Linked DNA regions of Homo sapiens: all the other regions are linked to region 1. The links are chromatin contacts, found by Hi-C or POLR2A ChIA-PET in ENCODE. All regions are on one chromosome and are shown on one strand. Each heading gives the region's core, a stretch centred on a gene start or an enhancer-like site at or near the end of the contact. The rest is flanking DNA. Distances are from core to core; before and after follow the strand shown. Region 1 holds the start of TASOR (transcription activation suppressor). Region 2 holds the start of HTD2 (hydroxyacyl-thioester dehydratase type 2). Region 3 holds the start of FLNB (filamin B). Region 4 holds the start of SLMAP (sarcolemma associated protein). Region 5 holds the start of DENND6A (DENN domain containing 6A).

Region 1 (2,923 bases), core at 189-2,688:
TTTAAAAGTACAAGTAATTAATGTAACTGTTTCCATATGGGTTCCAAAAACTAAGACTGGACTTTTTTTTAACCTGAAGTTCTACCATCTAGAAGACCAAGTTGGTGACTCTTGAGAATAAGGTAACTTCTCATTAGTTTTTTTCCATTGGGAAATTACTGCTCCAAGAACCTACCTTTCCATTCTTTTCAAATATAAGAAAAACAATACTAAGTTCGAATTTAAAGAGAGAAAAACCTATTTAATCTAACGCTTCAAAAACAAGGGGGAAAAATCTACATGGAAATGAAGTGTGATGGAAAACAGCAGTGTGCATGGATCACATCTACTAATAGAGATTTCTAAATAAGGGAGGACGCTGACATCAAGCACATTTCAAGTAGACACACAGAACTGAAGAATTTCCACGGGGAGAAGCACTCATGGTCCTCAGAACATTGGCAATGGCCTTGGAGAAAGCCCCAGAATCCATGGCCACGGGCTATTTCCATAGCGAGACTTCTCAGAAGCATCCTTAGGAGGACACAACGGCTTCTCTGCTTTCAGGGGCTGGGAGGGAGGGGCGCCGAGCACCATCTTTCCTCTCTGGGAGCTGCAGCCTTACGGACAAGCTTCAAACCTGAGCTACTTCCAACTTCCGCGGGGAGGGGCAGCAGGGGAGCGTGGTTCCACCGCTTTCTCTCGCACCAAACGCGGCAGCTGGGCGGCCGTGGCGGTGAGGGGAGAGGCGGCCGGCGCTGCATGCGTGTTTACGTATCTCGGATGGGTGTGGGAAGAGGAGATAGAAAGATTCTAATGAAAAGATGGAGGGGAGAGAGAGAGGGGGTTGAGAAGAAGGGGAGGCACCACCTTTCTTTTCTCTGCTCTTCCTGGGGATCTGAAAACTCCTCCTAACAGGCCTTTCGGGCTCTTCGGGGCCTCTGGGCAGGGCGGCCGCGCCCGCCTCAGAGGAGTCCTGAGGCTGCTCGTGGCTGAGGCTCTGGGCGGCCTCGGCCCCCGCGTTCTCCTCACGCCCAGCGCCGCCGCTGGGCTCAGCGATGTTGAGGCCGCCGCCGCCGCCATTTTGTTGGGAGGACTCAAGCTCCGGAAGCGCCTGCTTCATCTCGTCGTCTCCGCCGCCGCCACTTTCCCAACTCGCATCCGTCGGCTGACAGGCCTCCGTCTCCACAGCAGTCGCCATCGCGCCGGCCTAAGGAGCTCTGGGAAGCTTCTGCCCACAAGGTCGACGGGTGTGGGGGGAAGGGGCGGCGGGCCAGTCTCGCCGCCGAGCTGCTCTCAGCCCACCCACCCCCTTCCCCCCGTGGCCTCAGGCTGCGCTCCCGACCTGGCAGCCTCTTGGGGGGCCCTGTAGCGGGCACCCCAAATGCGCTGCCCGGTCCTCGGAGCCGCTCCTCCCTCGGGCAGTTCTTCTGCCTTCCCCCGCCACTCAACGTGCGCGCGTCGGGGCCGGGAGGGGGCGGGGCCACCGCGGGCCACTCCACCAATGGGAGCGCGGCACCCGCCTGCGCGAGTGCGGAAATACCGCGCCGGGGGGCGGAGTTTCGGGGCGCCCGAGCCCGCCAAAAGGGGCGACCGCAACGCCCCGCGAGGACCTCGACGCCGCAGCCGTGGCCTGCGGAATGCGTGGGCCCCTGGCGATCTTCGGGTTCCCGGGGATTCCCCCGCCGCGCTGCAGGCGAGGGAGACTAGCTTGGCCTCTTCTCCGGAGCGCAGGCGTCGCCCATTTGTGGGCAAAACCCTTCCTCTGCGCACGAGTTATCTCGGCCCAAACGGGCTTCAGAGCAGTGGATGCGGGACGATCTCGGTTTTATGAACTATTTGCATGTGTACAAAAACCTGGAGAGGAGATAAAAGAATGGGCTAGGCGGTAATAGCCTAAAAGCCTCGACAGCCTTTGCGACCTGCTATTCTCACCGGATCTTGTATCTTTATGATAGATTACTCGCACCCGGCCTTCTCTTTTATCTCAGAGAGTGTGACCCAGTGTCACAGCTCCAGCAAGCACTTTCACCTGAGATCCTCTGATGGGACTTAACAACCTAGTGTTAACAGGATTTGGTTCTGGGGAGTTTGAGGGGAGGAGGCTGTTAACTTTTCCCATTTTTTTCCTTTAGTCGCACCCCCCCCCACCACACGCCATGGAGACCGCACCTGGCCTCCATTTGTTCCCTTTCTATGGTTACTTCTGTTAAAAATCTGGCCACTGATAAACCTCTAACTCCACTGTTTCTTCCACTGGAACGTTCATCAACGTTTTCCTATAGTAAATGTATATTAAAGAAAAAATAAACTTGCGGTCACATTAAAAAATACACAGCAGGTCGTCGCTCTCCCATAAAGGGAACAACTTCATAGTTAAGAGCCCTTTACATAGTGGTTTCTACCTTATCAGTATAAACTATCACGGGTTATCGTGAGTACAGCCAATATTTACTGAGTGCTTTCTACGTGCTAGACACGGACTGGACAAGTGATTTACGTGCATTGTCTCCATTTAATCCTCACAGCAACAGACATGAGGTAGATACTAGTTTGCAGAATTTGAAAGAAGCGTTGCAAGACACTGGACAAATTATGGTAACCGAAGATTTGAAACCGGGTCTATTTAACTCTCCGAGTAAGTACTTAAGCACTGCACTGACTGCTTCTCTAAGACCTAATTTTCACAGCAGCTGTGCACTTTTATTCATTTTATGGACGAAGCAACAGAGGGCTGACATTTTGTTGAGGGTCGCCAAGCAGCAGGATCAGGTTTGAGACCCAGATCTCTAGTCTCAAACTGTCTCCCAAGGAGTTTACAGACCAAATTATCATCATAATAAAGCCCCAGGCTTAAAGAGCATTCCTAAGGGCAACACGAAAGTTGGATTCTTTTGTCCTCTAATAAACATTACCACTGTTTAACAGCTGATATTAAAAAAAA
Region 2 (2,923 bases), core at 216-2,715, 1.6 Mb after region 1:
TAATAGCCATCTCAGGATTGTGTGAGGGTTCCATGAGATGACATATGTAAAATATTTTGCATAGTGCCTAGCACAAAGTAAGTCTTTACTTTGTGGGTCTTTCCAGGACGGCCTAGATAGAACACCTACTATGTGCTGGGAGTCACAAGGGACACTGAGAGTGGGTCCTATCTTTGGGGAGTGCTTGACATAGGAGATCTTGAGGAGAGGAGATGCTAGATATAATTTTGTAGGCTGGGCGCGGTGGCTCACGTCTGTAATCCCAACACTTTGGGAGGCGAGGTGGGTGGATTGCCTGAAGTCAGGAGTTTGAGACCTGCTTGGCTAACATAGTGAAACCCTGTCTCTACTAAAAATACAAAAATTAGGCCAGGCGCGGTGGCTCACGCCTGTAATCCCAACACTTTGGGAGGCCGAGGTGGACAGATCACGAGGTCAAGAGATTGAGACCATGCTGGCCAACATGGTGAAACCTCGTCTCGACTAAAAATACAAAAATTAGCTGGGCATGGTGGTGCATGCCTGTAGTCCCAGCTACTTGGGAGGCTGAGGCAGAAGAATCACTTGAAGGGAGGCGGAGGGTGCAGTGAGCCAAGATGGCGCCACTGCACTCCAGCCTGGGCGACAGAGCGAGACTCCATCTCAATAAATAAATTATAATATAATGAAAAAAATGTGTAGAATGACTCGGGCGCAGTTGCTCACGTCTGTAATCCCAGCACTTTGGGAGGCCAAGGTGGGCAGATCACTTGAGGCGAGGAGTTCGAGACCAGCCTGGCCAACATGGTGAAACCCCGTCTCTACTAAAAATACAAAAATTAGCCAGGCATGGTGGAGCATACCTGTAGTCCTAGCTACTCAGGAGGCTGAGGTGGGAGAATCGCTTGAGCCCTGGAGGCGGAGGTAGCAGTAAGCCAGATCGCGCCAGTGCACTCCAGCCTGGGCGACAGAGTGAAACTGTCTCAAAAAAACAACGAAAAAATTGTTGAATGAATGAATGAATGCATGAAGAAATGGATAACTATGAAGCACCGTCCAAGGCGGAAAAAACCCGCCCTAAACCGCACCCCAAGCAAATTGCACACACGGCTTTCCCGGAGTGGACACCAGAGGGCGCTGAGCTCGGCCGCTCTCAGCTCCGGATCAGGATTCGCGCCTGGGTCCTTAGGACGACGCCGCGTGGTGACGTCATATCCGCCTGGGCGTCACGCTTCGTGGGGCGGGACGAGGAGAAGCCAAACGTAAAGACACCAGGAGTTTCTCGGGCCCAGCTGTGGCTGCTGCCGGGGAGCCCCAAGCCTTGGCGGGTCCTTGCGGCGAATAGGAGTCTGGTCAGGCGTCAGGCTAGTCCGACGAAGAGTGGGTAGGTGGAAGCCTTCCAAAGAGCGGCGGTTGTCTGGGAGCCGTCTCAGTTGGCCGCGACCCGGGCGCATGCGCGGGGCGGGCGGTGCGCCTTGGGTAGCTTGTCCTCTCCGACCCCGGGCGCTGAGGGCCTCTGTACGGCGCCGCGTAGGGTCTCGGCCGCAGAACGTGGCCGAGAGGCCCGGGCGAGACTTCGGGACCGTGTCCTGAGCGCTCTCCATGCGCCCGGCGCGAGGTGAGCGCTAAATAGTGGTTGTTGAAAAATATTGAAAGCCACCCAAGTGCTCAGCAGTAAGGATATTGAGCTTTTTAAAGTGATTGATTTAGTCCAAAAATTGTACGTCGCACGCCCACTGTGCACGACCCAGTGTTTTAGGGCCTTGGGAAACAGCAGTGAACAAGATAGCAAGATTCTTGGAGTGGACTTTTGTTGGGGTGGGGAGGGGAAGTACAGATAAAGATAAACGAGTTACATAATTGTCATAGAAAAAGGCAAATGCTACGAAGAAGAAAGCAGGGACGGGGCATGGGGGTGGGGTGCGGTGTTAGCCGAGAAGGGCACTGGGCCAACCCGATTGAGATTTGAGCTAAGCCAGGAAGGGGGCAAGGGTGTGAGTCCGGTGGCTGCCTGGAGGAAGATCTTTCCCAGCATGGGGAAAAGCTAGAGCCGAGGCCCAGCGGTGGGAGCGAGACTGGCGCGTGAGAAAGAGCTAGGCTAGGCCTGTGTGGTGGCGGGGATTGAGCGGAGGGAGAATGGCAGGACATGAAGTCAGAGGTGTAGAGGGAGCAGTCCTGCAGGTGAGGCAGAGCCTTGCAGGCTGCTCTAAGGACTTTGGCCTTACTCTGGATAAAACGGGAACCATAGCAAGATTTTGAGCAGAGGAATGATGTAGCTTGAGTAGATGTTAATAGACTCACTGGCCGCCGTAGGGATGGAGAAGCGGGGGAGTAGGGAGAATCAGATTTATTACTAATAGGTCAGATTAGGAGCATCCCTGCGCAGCCACTAAAAAAGGCTGACTCTAGGCCGGGCGCGGTGGCTCATGCCTGTAATCCCAGCACTTTGAGGGGGCCGAGGTCGGCGGATCACTTGACGCCAGGAGTTCGAGACCAGCCTGGGCCAACATGGCGAAACCCCATTTGTACTAAAAATACAAAAGTTAGCTGGGCGTGATGACGTACGCCTGTAATCCCAGCTACTCAGGAGACTGAGGAGCGAGAATTGCTTCGACCCAAAGCACTCCAGCCTGGGCGACAGAGTGAGACTCCATCTCAAAACAAACAACAAGACTGACTTTAAAGATGACGATGACAGTAACTTCGTGAGCCCACATCTGTGGAGAGCCTGGTGAATATATTTAATACCAGTCTGTACAAAATAATTTCCCAGGTATCCTCTCCTTTAATGTCAGAACAGCCTGCAGAGGGCAGTGCTGTCATTTGTAAGTCTTTTTTTTTTTTTTTAATTGCAAAAAATACGTGACATAAAATTTATCGTAAGTAGCATTGAGTACATTCACAACGCTGTGCAGCCATCACCACTGTCCATCTCGTGAATGTT
Region 3 (2,923 bases), core at 316-2,815, 1.3 Mb after region 1:
GGGCCAGGTGTGGGGAGGTTGAAGCTGCAGGGAGCCGAGATTGAGTCATAGCACTCCAGTTTGGGAGACGGAGTGAGACAAAAAAAAGGCTGGGCAAGGTGGCTCATGCCTGTAATCCCATCACTTTGGGAGGCAGAGGCTGGTGGATCGCTTGAGGTCAGGAGTTCAAGACCAGCCTGGCCAACATGGTGAAAGCCCGTCTCTATTAAAAATACAAAAATTAGCGGAGCGTGGTGGCGGGTGCCTGTAATCCCAGCCACTCAGGAGGTTGAGGCAAGAGAATTGCTTGAACCCAGGAGGAGGAGGTTGCAGTGAGCCGAGATTGCACCACTGGACTCTAGCCTGGGCAACGGAGTAAGACTCCATCGCAGGAAAAAAAAAAAAAAGGAAGATGTGCCTATGGAGAGAGGACTGTCTGAGGTCTGAGAGACTCCACCTGACATTGCAGGCTTGCTTTTCTGTTTTTTTTTTTTTTTTTTTTTTTTTTGAGACGGAGTTTTGCTCTGTCGCCCAGGCTGGAGTGCAATGGCACCATCTCAGCTCACTGTAACCTCTGCCTCCCAGGTTCAAGCGATTCTCCTATCTCAGCCTTCCCAGTAGCTGGGATTACAGGTACGCGCCACCACACCTGGCTAATTTTTGTATTTTAAGTAGAGATGGGGTTTTACCATGTTGGCCAGGCTGGTCTCGAACTCCTGACCTCAGGTGATCCACCCACCTTGGCCTCCCAAAGTGCTGGGATTACAGGTGTGAGCCATTGTGCCCAGCCCATTGCAGGCTTTCACAGAGAAAAGGGGCAGGAGTCAGGCGCGCAGGCAGCTTCTGGAAGTTAGAAAACACAAGGAAACAGATTCTTCCCTACAGCCTCCAGAAGGGAATGCATCCTGCCAACACTTTGTTTTTAGCTCAGCAAGACCTGTGTGGGCCATCGAACCTACAGAACTGAAGGATAATACATTTGTGGGTGTGTGTTTTCAAAGACACTAAGTTTTGGTAACTTGTTACAGCAGTAACTGGAAACTAAGACATGCAACAAGCCTTATTGTTCATTTTTACCACCACTACTGGGCTGTTGGTTATGGTGGAATTACACTTTTCTCTTCCATTAGGCTGTGTGAACTCCTTGAGGTTGTGCAATACGTTTGTCTGATTTACTACTGGTTAGCAGGCTCTGAGAAGAATGGCTGGTACACAGGCGGAGCTCAATAAAAGCCCTTACTGAATTTTATTCAATCTATATGTGGATGAAGACCTCCGCCCCGCGCGCCCCTCCCGCAAGTCCCACTGAGGCCCGACCCATTCTGTCCGGCTCCCAGCCCCCGCGGGTCCCCCCACCCCGGGGCTGACCGGGTGATTCAGGCAGCCCTACATCCTGCTGGGGTGGTGGGCTTCGAGCGCGGGTCCCAGGACGCAGTGGGGCGCAGTGCCTGCGGCAGGCGGCAGGAGGCGAGCGTGGCCCAGGAACTCCCGCGGGAGGGTCGGGACGGGGCGGGGCTTGGGGGCGGGGCGGCTCAGCGCGCAGGCGCGGGGCCAGGCGCCTCGCGCGGCCAGGGGCGGGCGGCCGCAGAGCAGCACCGGCCGTGGCTCCGGTAGCAGCAAGTTCGAACCCCGCTCCCGCTCCGCTTCGGTTCTCGCTCCTTCGGCCCTTGGGCCTCCAAACACCAGTCCCCGGCAGCTCGTTGCGCATTGCGCTCTCCCCGCCACCAGGATGCCGGTAACCGAGAAGGATCTAGCTGAGGACGCGCCTTGGAAGAAGATCCAGCAGAACACGTTCACACGCTGGTGCAACGAGCACCTCAAGTGCGTGAACAAACGCATCGGCAACCTGCAGACCGACCTGAGCGACGGGCTGCGGCTCATCGCGCTGCTCGAGGTGCTCAGCCAGAAGCGCATGTACCGCAAGTACCATCAGCGGCCCACCTTTCGCCAGATGCAGCTCGAGAATGTGTCCGTGGCGCTCGAGTTCCTGGACCGTGAGAGCATCAAGCTCGTGTCCATCGGTGAGTTCTCTGGCCGGGCCCAGGCGCCCACTGTGGTGCCGACCCGCCCCCGCGCGTGCACCCCTGCGGAGGGCGAGGATTTCCCGCAGCGCGCCCCCACCTCGGAGATAAGGGGGAGTCGTCCCCAGGGGTGGGTTATAGGGGGCCTAGACCCCCTCCCCGGTGTCTTCCCCTGGGATGGGACCTGTTGTGATCGCTCCCCGCCATCCGCCCCAGCAGTGCACCTTTGGCTGGCTAAGGGTTGAGGGTTTGGGCTGGGGTCACAGGAGGAGAGGTGGAGTTGTTGCATTTCTCTACACCTGGGGCGCCCCTATGGGAGCTAGGGGACTAGAAACCCTCGTTCGCTGTCCCCGGGGGCGGGCCCTAGGGTCAGATGCTCCGCGGAGTGCTCTCCCTGCTGCGCCCAGGTTGGTGCTCTCAGAGGCAGCTGAATGGGCGTTGGCTCGGAGGCCGGGCCGTGAGACCTGAGGAGGAACCGTTCTCTGCGCCTGGGGCCTCCCTGCCCAGGTGGAGACAGAGACCTGGTACCTTCCCCTGCCGTCGCTGGAATGGGTGTGGGCCCCGAGGTTGCAAGGGTAGGCGCGGGTGTGTGTCCTCGCTCTCTCTGCTCCCAGCTCAGCTCTGGCCGCGCGCCGCAGGTTGAACCCACTCCTTGCTGCCGAAGTTATAATTTAGAGATGGTGGTGGTAACAGTAATTGCTGTCTTGTAGGGAGCCCAACTAGCGTCCACTGTGTACCGTCAGCCTTCTAAGTTATCTCCGTCCCTACGCATCCTGCCATCTGGGGTGAGGCTAGACCCATTTTACAGATAAGGGGGTCCGGAGGGTTAATTGACCTGTCCAAGGTCAGCAAGTAGGGCCCAGCTGAGAACTGAAGGAAGTGGGCAACAGTTAGAAGGAGGCTTTGTTTTCCTCTCCTCTCCC
Region 4 (2,923 bases), core at 157-2,656, 1.1 Mb after region 1:
AGGGCCCAGCAAAAACCTAGGACACGGCCAAACTGTCTATATAAGTATTGAGATGAATAACTGCTACTTTTTCTTTCTTTCTTTCTTTTTTTTTTTTTTTTTGGAGAGACAGTTTCACTCTTGTTGCCCAGGCTGGACTGCAATGGCGCGATCTTGGCTCACCGCAACCTCCGCCTCCCGGGTTCAAGTGATTCTCCTGCCTCAGCCTCCCAAGTAGCTGGGATTACAGGCATGCGCCACCACGCCCGGCTAATTATGTATTTTTAGTAGAGACGGGGTTTCTCCATGTTGGTCAGGCTGGTCTCAAACTCCCGACCTCAGGTGATCCGCCTGCCTCGGCCCCCCCAAAGTGCTGGGATTACAGGCGTGAGCCACCGCGCCCGGCCTAATTGCTACTCTTTATTGAACAACATGGATTAACATTTTGAAGTCTCACCACATCAAGTGAATTAACTATTATTAACATGTCATCCATGAGAAAAAAGAGGCTTGAAAAAGTTTAGAAACTTGCTTAAGGTCACACAGTGGTGGAGCCTGTTATTGCAGGAATCTGAAGAATGAAGTCACCTTTGATTCTAAATGAGTAAGTCTCCTTCTCACTATTTTTTCTTAAAGTTTTCATTTAGCCCTTGCAAAGTCTTCCTTCTTTAGACCAATGACTCCTCATCTTGATATTGTAAGTGGGGGAAATACCCTCTTTTTTCACTTTGGAAATTATTCAATCTCTCTTTGGAAGAAACATGATTTTAAACTTTCTGGACGCTCCTTCTGTGGAAGAATCCGCGCAGGAGCCCTGGGGGCACATAATAGGTTCAGTGAGAAAGACTGTCATTCGAAATGGAATGCGGGAACTAAGATTTTTTTTTTCCGGGAAGAAAACATAACGAATTTAGCAGAGGGGAGAATGGTCCTTCTGTTAGGTGCACAAATCCTAAGACTTCAGGGAGTTTGGCGGCTCACACTTAAGGTAGCTGCGGGTGACTGTGTTGCCCACAGCTAAGATGGCTGCTAATGACCATCTCCTTTGGCTGGGTCTGTTCTTTTGCTCGCTAGTATTTTCATCGAGAATTAAACAGAATAAAATTTAGTAAAAGTTGGCACCCCCTTGCTAAGTAGATAAAATAAGAAGGTGGCACTGTTTGTTTGAAAAACCTTCTACGGCGCAAATTGTTCTTGCCCTTAACCAAAATGGTCGTTAAGGTTGTCCCGAGGTTTGAAGCTTCCAGCCCTTAACTAAGATGGCGCCTGGAGGCCCGTTAAAAATTACCTTGCCCTTTTTTCTGCCCTCTACCAACACGGCTTCCGTGGCGTCGTTCACGTGACATTCCTGGACTACGGCGCGGGAGAGGGGGTAGGAGGGCCCTTGAAGGGTGCGCGTTCCCGTGGCGGTGCACCGGGTAGGTTTCAGTCAGAGTCACTATGGCGGCCGGCGCTGGCAAGGTAAGCTGAGGCGGTGGTGGCGGCTAGGGAGGTAGGACCCGTCGTGGCGTCCTGGCTCCAAATCCTCGTAGCCTGCTTGCGGAGAGGTCGGCGGAGGTCGTGCCTAGCGGTGTGGGCTGGCGGGGGTCTGGCTGGAGGGGGCGACGGCTGAGGCGGGCGGGCTGAGGCGCCTGACGGCCGTTTGTTTTGATGTTTTCCCCACCAGGTCGGAAAGTTTCCTGCCTCGTCGGGCGCAGCTTGAGCTTGCCCCATCGGCCGCGATCGGTGGAGGCTGCGGCGGATCCAGCCCGGGGCCTCAAGGCCTCTCCCCAACCTCCGGGCCAGTCTCCCTCCCCCACCTTCTCGTCCGCCGGGAGCTGCGGCTGCCGTCCCTGAGATGCGACCCTCGCGGGGGCGACCCTGAGGGGAGGCGGCCCATGTGCTGAGCGGCGGCCCAGAAGCCTAGGCGTCCGGGGACCAACTTCCTGCCGCCTGGGAACTCGAGCCTCCCGGTGTCGCGCCTCGCTCGGTCCGCACCGGCCTGCGGAGCCGGGTCCCCGCCCTGGTCGCGGGGACGCTCGCCAGGTGCCCAGGAGTCCCGACTTGGCCACTGCCCGCGCCCCGCCGGCCTCCACGCCTCGCGCGGAGAACCTCAGCCACCGCCGTCTCGGATCGTGCCAGGCCGGGGACCGCGTCCCCCTTCCCGGGGCGGCCTCCGCTCAGCAGGGGCGATGCAGACTGTCCCGCCGGCCGTCTAGAGCCCCTCCGTCTCCGTCACCTCTCGCCCCTTCACTCCGGGCGAGGACTGGCGGTGGCTGCCCAGAGGTGCCCAGCCACACCTTCCTTCGGCCCAAAAGGACTTTCCTGGCCGCGCCGAACCGACCCTTCATTCATGCTGCAGTGCTGCAACGTTTCCGCCACCAAGGGGGAAAAGCGGCCGCGATCTCAAACCAAACACAAGAATTGGCGTGTGACTCATCTGCTTGGATACCTCCAGTCCCCAAACTGTGTTCCAGGAGTTTTCTTGGCCGAAGCTGCCCGATGTTTGAGCCTTTTCTTCCCAGAGAAGAAGATGGACTGAAAGCTGCCAGTTGGGGACTTTTTGTGATCACGGCGTTGCAGCGTTTTAAAGGAGGTGATGGGGCTTGCGCTGGCTTGTCTTCCCACCCAAGTGAAGAGTTGATGTTCACTGGTTATGCTTAGACAATGTGCAGTTTGTGTTAATTTAAAATTTTGGGTGGGATAGGGGCATAGGCTTGTGAAGGGCAGTCCGGATCCGGAGGAACTCCTCTTTGTCCCTGGTAGGAGAGACACCCCCAGTCTATCCTCGATGCCGTCAGCCTTGGCCATCTTCACTTGCCGCCCGAACTCGCACCCGTTTCAGGAGCGTCATGTCTACCTGGACGAGCCCATCAAAATCGGCCGCTCAGTGGCCCGCTGTCGACCAGCGCAGAATAATGCCACTTTTGATTGCAAAGTGCTATCAAGGAACCACGCTCTCGTC
Region 5 (2,923 bases), core at 222-2,721, 1.0 Mb after region 1:
GCCAATTTTCTTAGTCAACCAGGCCACTACAGTATTAATGAAATCGAAATCTGTCACCAATACCAAAAAAAAAAAAAAAAAAAAAAAACCAAAACCAAAACGTCTAAACAAACGCCCTTCTGATAACAATTTCCTTGGACACATGAAAGCAAGCAATTCCTTATGCTAAAAAGACCTTCAACAACGTCAAGAATAGATGTTTCTAAAGCCTTTCGGTAAGGGGCCATACATAAGAATGGAAAAGTTGACTGATTGACAAGCAAATGATGTTCCCTATATTCATCTTGACAGTAGTTTCACACCAACTGTTCCAGAGGCAACATAAAAAAAAATAACAGAAATGAGGCCGGGCACGGTGGCTCACGCATGTAATCCCACCACTTTGGAAGGCCTAGGCGGGCAGACCACCTGAGTCGGGAGTTCGAGACCAGCCTTACCAAAATGGAGAAACCCCGTCTCTATTAAAAATACAAAATTAGCCGGGCATGGTCGCATGCCTGTAACCCCAGCTACTCGGGAGGCTGAGGCAGGAGAATTGCCTGAATCCGGGAGGCAGAGGTTGCGGTGAGCCAAGATCGCGCCATTGCACTCCAGCCTGAGCAACAAGAGCAAAAACTCCGTCTCAAAAAAAAAAAAAAAAAAAAACAGAAATGAGGCACAAAAGGAGGAAAGGGAGAAAATGCGTGCTGAGATAAGCATTTCGACTCAGGCTGAGGGAAACGCTCAAACAGTTACTGCAAATGACTAAAACAATCTGAGCCTTAAAACTTGGTTGTGCAAGTTCGGCTACTAGAGTTCATCATCTGTTATGGGCATTGTTCTTGAAAAAGTACCAAACAAACATCCTGCCTGCGGGCTTCTCCGGGTGGGTGCTACTAACCCTTTTAGTTAATTCTGTGACTCTGCGTTTAAAAGAAATAAAGAAAGAACAGGATGAACATCAACAAGTATTTAGGAGGGGCCTAGAGAGAACTTTTCACCCCTAGCCGCAGCCCAAGATCCTCCCACGGGAAGTGCCGTAGGACCGCAGCCCGAAAGAGCGCGGGAGGGGAGACTGGCCACGCCCGGATGCGCCGCGGACAGGGTCCTGGCCGGTCAGCCCGCGGGCCGCTGGCTTTGCTGCAGCCGCCCCGGCGCAGGGGAGGAGCGCCGAGAAAGGGCGGGGCCGGGCCTCACCTCCACGGCCTGGCCCAGCTCCAGGTCGAAGCCCACCACACACACGCAGTGCAGCCAGGCGGAGAAGCTGTCCCAGCGCAGCAGGCCCCGGCCACGGCCATCGTCCTCTTCATCGTCCTCTGGCGCGCCTCCCGCCGCCACAAGGGCCGGCGCCTCGCGGCCCTCGGCCCCTGCCACCGCTTCGTCCAACGGCCTTCGAGAGCCGGGCCCCAAGCCCGCAGGGCCCCTCAAAGCCATCGGCCGCCCCCTGACCGTTCGCGCCGCCTCCACAGCGGACCGCGCCGCAGAGCGCGCTTGCCTCCGCGCAGGCGCAGACGCTGCTGTCGCAGCCGCTGGGGACCCACTCAGTCCGGGCGGGGCTGCGGGTCACGTGACCCTGGGAGCGGACGTGGGGACGTCACGCTGCCGCTTGTCTCGGATTGTGAAGCCGGTCCTGGCTTCCTTGTCTAAAAGCTCTTTGGGACTGAAATGGCTGTTTATGAATCCTTGTCAACCTCGTTCGCAGTCAACGACCAGGGAATAAATTATTCGTGGAATGACACAGTTCATAATTATTATAAGGTATTATTAAATTATGAAAGCGTAGGCCGGGCGCGGTGGTTCACACCTGTAATCACAGCATTTTGGGAGGCCGATGCGGGCGGATCATCAGGTCAGGAGTTCGAGACCAGCCTGACCAACATGGTGAAACCCCGTCTCTACTAAAAATACGAAAAAATTAGCCAGGCGTGGTGGAGCGCGCCTGTGATCCCAGCTACTCAGGAGGCTGAGGCAGGAGAATCGCTTGAACCCAGGAGGTTACAGTTAGCTGAGATTGCGCCACTGTATTCTGTCTACCCTGGGCGACAGAGCGAGATTCCGTCTCAAAAAAATAAAAATAAAATATATGAACGCATAATGGTGACGGTGGCTAACATTGAACGCTTACTTTGTGCCAGTTGATATGCCAAGTACAAGTGCGAATACTTACAAATATTACCTTATTGAATCTTCACATAATCGCAAATAAGTAGACTATTTATTTCTTTTTACAGATAAGGAAATGGAGGTCCTGGAGGTTACATGACTAGCCCAACAAGTATGACAACTCCGATATCGGCTTGCGGTTCACTCATTCAGTTTGCTGATTCAGAGATCTGTGCATTCACTCACCTGTTCCTTCTCCAGCAAGGCCTCCCCACCCTACCACCTCCTCCTTTCTTAGTTTGGCTGTCTGTGACTCACTCAACACACATCCCCAGACCTTTCTGGAACTCCAGGTTGGGCAGATTGGCCTCCACAGCAACCTGTGGATCTCTGAACACTGGGGCAAGGGCCTGGTCTCAAGCAGCTTCGTATTCTGAGATCAGTTTTTACTGAGTATTGGACCAGCCAGGATACTAACTAGTATTTATTCAGCACCTACTATGTTGAGTATAAATAGCATAGTAAAAGTAGGAAACACACAATAATACCTCAACAGAAAAATGAGTAAACCAGCGAGGTGTCACGCCTGTAGTCCCAGGTTCTTGGGAAGCTGAGGCCGGCTAAGTTCAAGGAGGATCGCTTGAGCAGGAGTTCCAGGCTGCAGCGCGCTATGATCGCGCCTGCGAACAGCCATTGCACTCCAGCCTGGGCAACAGAGCGCGACTGTGTCTCTAAAAAACAACGCAAAACAAAAAACACGGCAGAACTTAAGCATTTTGCTGCACTGCCCAGTGAAATCCATTCCATTTGACAAATACTGCCCTCTTAACATTCTTAGAAT

Evidence for each region. A loop is a pair of places that touch in the nucleus more often than their neighbours do. ChIA-PET counts read pairs that join two places held with the same protein, here RNA polymerase II (POLR2A). Pooled maps may share reads with other maps.
Region 2: a loop to region 1 is called in a map of naive thymus-derived CD4-positive, alpha-beta T cell, with 15 times the contacts of the local background. The contact joins the promoter of HTD2 here to the promoter of TASOR in region 1. A Hi-C loop is called at or near these places in 2 of 168 maps with a recorded cell type or tissue (CD4-positive, alpha-beta memory T cell and naive thymus-derived CD4-positive, alpha-beta T cell) and 5 of 50 pooled maps.
Region 3: a loop to region 1 is called in a map of CD8-positive, alpha-beta T cell, with 14 times the contacts of the local background. The contact joins the promoter of FLNB here to the promoter of TASOR in region 1. A Hi-C loop is called at or near these places in 1 of 168 maps with a recorded cell type or tissue (CD8-positive, alpha-beta T cell) and 5 of 50 pooled maps. POLR2A ChIA-PET finds 5 or more read pairs at or near these places in 2 of 52 experiments (WTC11 and activated naive CD8-positive, alpha-beta T cell).
Region 4: a loop to region 1 is called in a map of naive thymus-derived CD4-positive, alpha-beta T cell, with 5 times the contacts of the local background. The contact joins the promoter of SLMAP here to the promoter of TASOR in region 1. A Hi-C loop is called at or near these places in 1 of 168 maps with a recorded cell type or tissue (naive thymus-derived CD4-positive, alpha-beta T cell), 2 of 37 single-sample maps with no recorded cell type and 17 of 50 pooled maps. POLR2A ChIA-PET finds 5 or more read pairs at or near these places in 2 of 52 experiments (GM12878 and PC-3).
Region 5: a map of B cell shows a loop between it and region 1 (7-fold over the local background). The contact joins the promoter of DENND6A here to the promoter of TASOR in region 1. A Hi-C loop is called at or near these places in 3 of 168 maps with a recorded cell type or tissue (B cell, OCI-LY7 and ascending aorta), 6 of 37 single-sample maps with no recorded cell type and 17 of 50 pooled maps. POLR2A ChIA-PET finds 5 or more read pairs at or near these places in 1 of 52 experiments (activated CD4-positive, alpha-beta T cell).

Annotation. Positions count from the first base shown.
Region 1 is chr3:56,681,827-56,684,749 of GRCh38, forward strand. TASOR (transcription activation suppressor) reads right to left here and starts at 1,439. Exons shown (of 24, transcript NM_001365635.2): 1 at 850-1,439. The coding sequence starts at 1,180. RefSeq lists enhancers at 270-1,214, 422-541, 962-1,131 and a silencer at 1,272-1,571.
Region 2 is chr3:58,305,055-58,307,977 of GRCh38, forward strand. It overlaps HTD2 (hydroxyacyl-thioester dehydratase type 2), which reads left to right and starts at 1,466. Exons shown (of 5, transcript NM_001348712.2): 1 at 1,466-1,597. RPP14 (ribonuclease P/MRP subunit p14) reads left to right here and starts at 1,191. Exons shown (of 6, transcript NM_007042.6): 1 at 1,191-1,363. RefSeq lists enhancers at 977-1,056, 1,247-1,506, 1,627-1,756.
Region 3 is chr3:58,006,857-58,009,779 of GRCh38, forward strand. It overlaps FLNB (filamin B), which reads left to right and starts at 1,566. Exons shown (of 46, transcript NM_001457.4): 1 at 1,566-2,000. The coding sequence starts at 1,709.
Region 4 is chr3:57,754,903-57,757,825 of GRCh38, forward strand. It overlaps SLMAP (sarcolemma associated protein), which reads left to right and starts at 1,407. Exons shown (of 25, transcript NM_001377540.1): 1 at 1,407-1,440; 2 at 1,646-2,923. The coding sequence starts at 2,750. RefSeq lists enhancers at 513-1,415, 1,005-1,284, 1,315-1,494, 1,416-2,317 and a silencer at 1,865-2,144.
Region 5 is chr3:57,691,606-57,694,528 of GRCh38, forward strand. DENND6A (DENN domain containing 6A) reads right to left here and starts at 1,472. Exons shown (of 20, transcript NM_152678.3): 1 at 1,177-1,472. The coding sequence starts at 1,413. It overlaps DENND6A-DT (DENND6A divergent transcript), which reads left to right and starts at 1,600. Exons shown (of 2, transcript NR_135550.1): 1 at 1,600-1,737; 2 at 2,211-2,923. RefSeq lists an enhancer at 800-1,300 and silencers at 1,022-1,261, 1,372-1,471.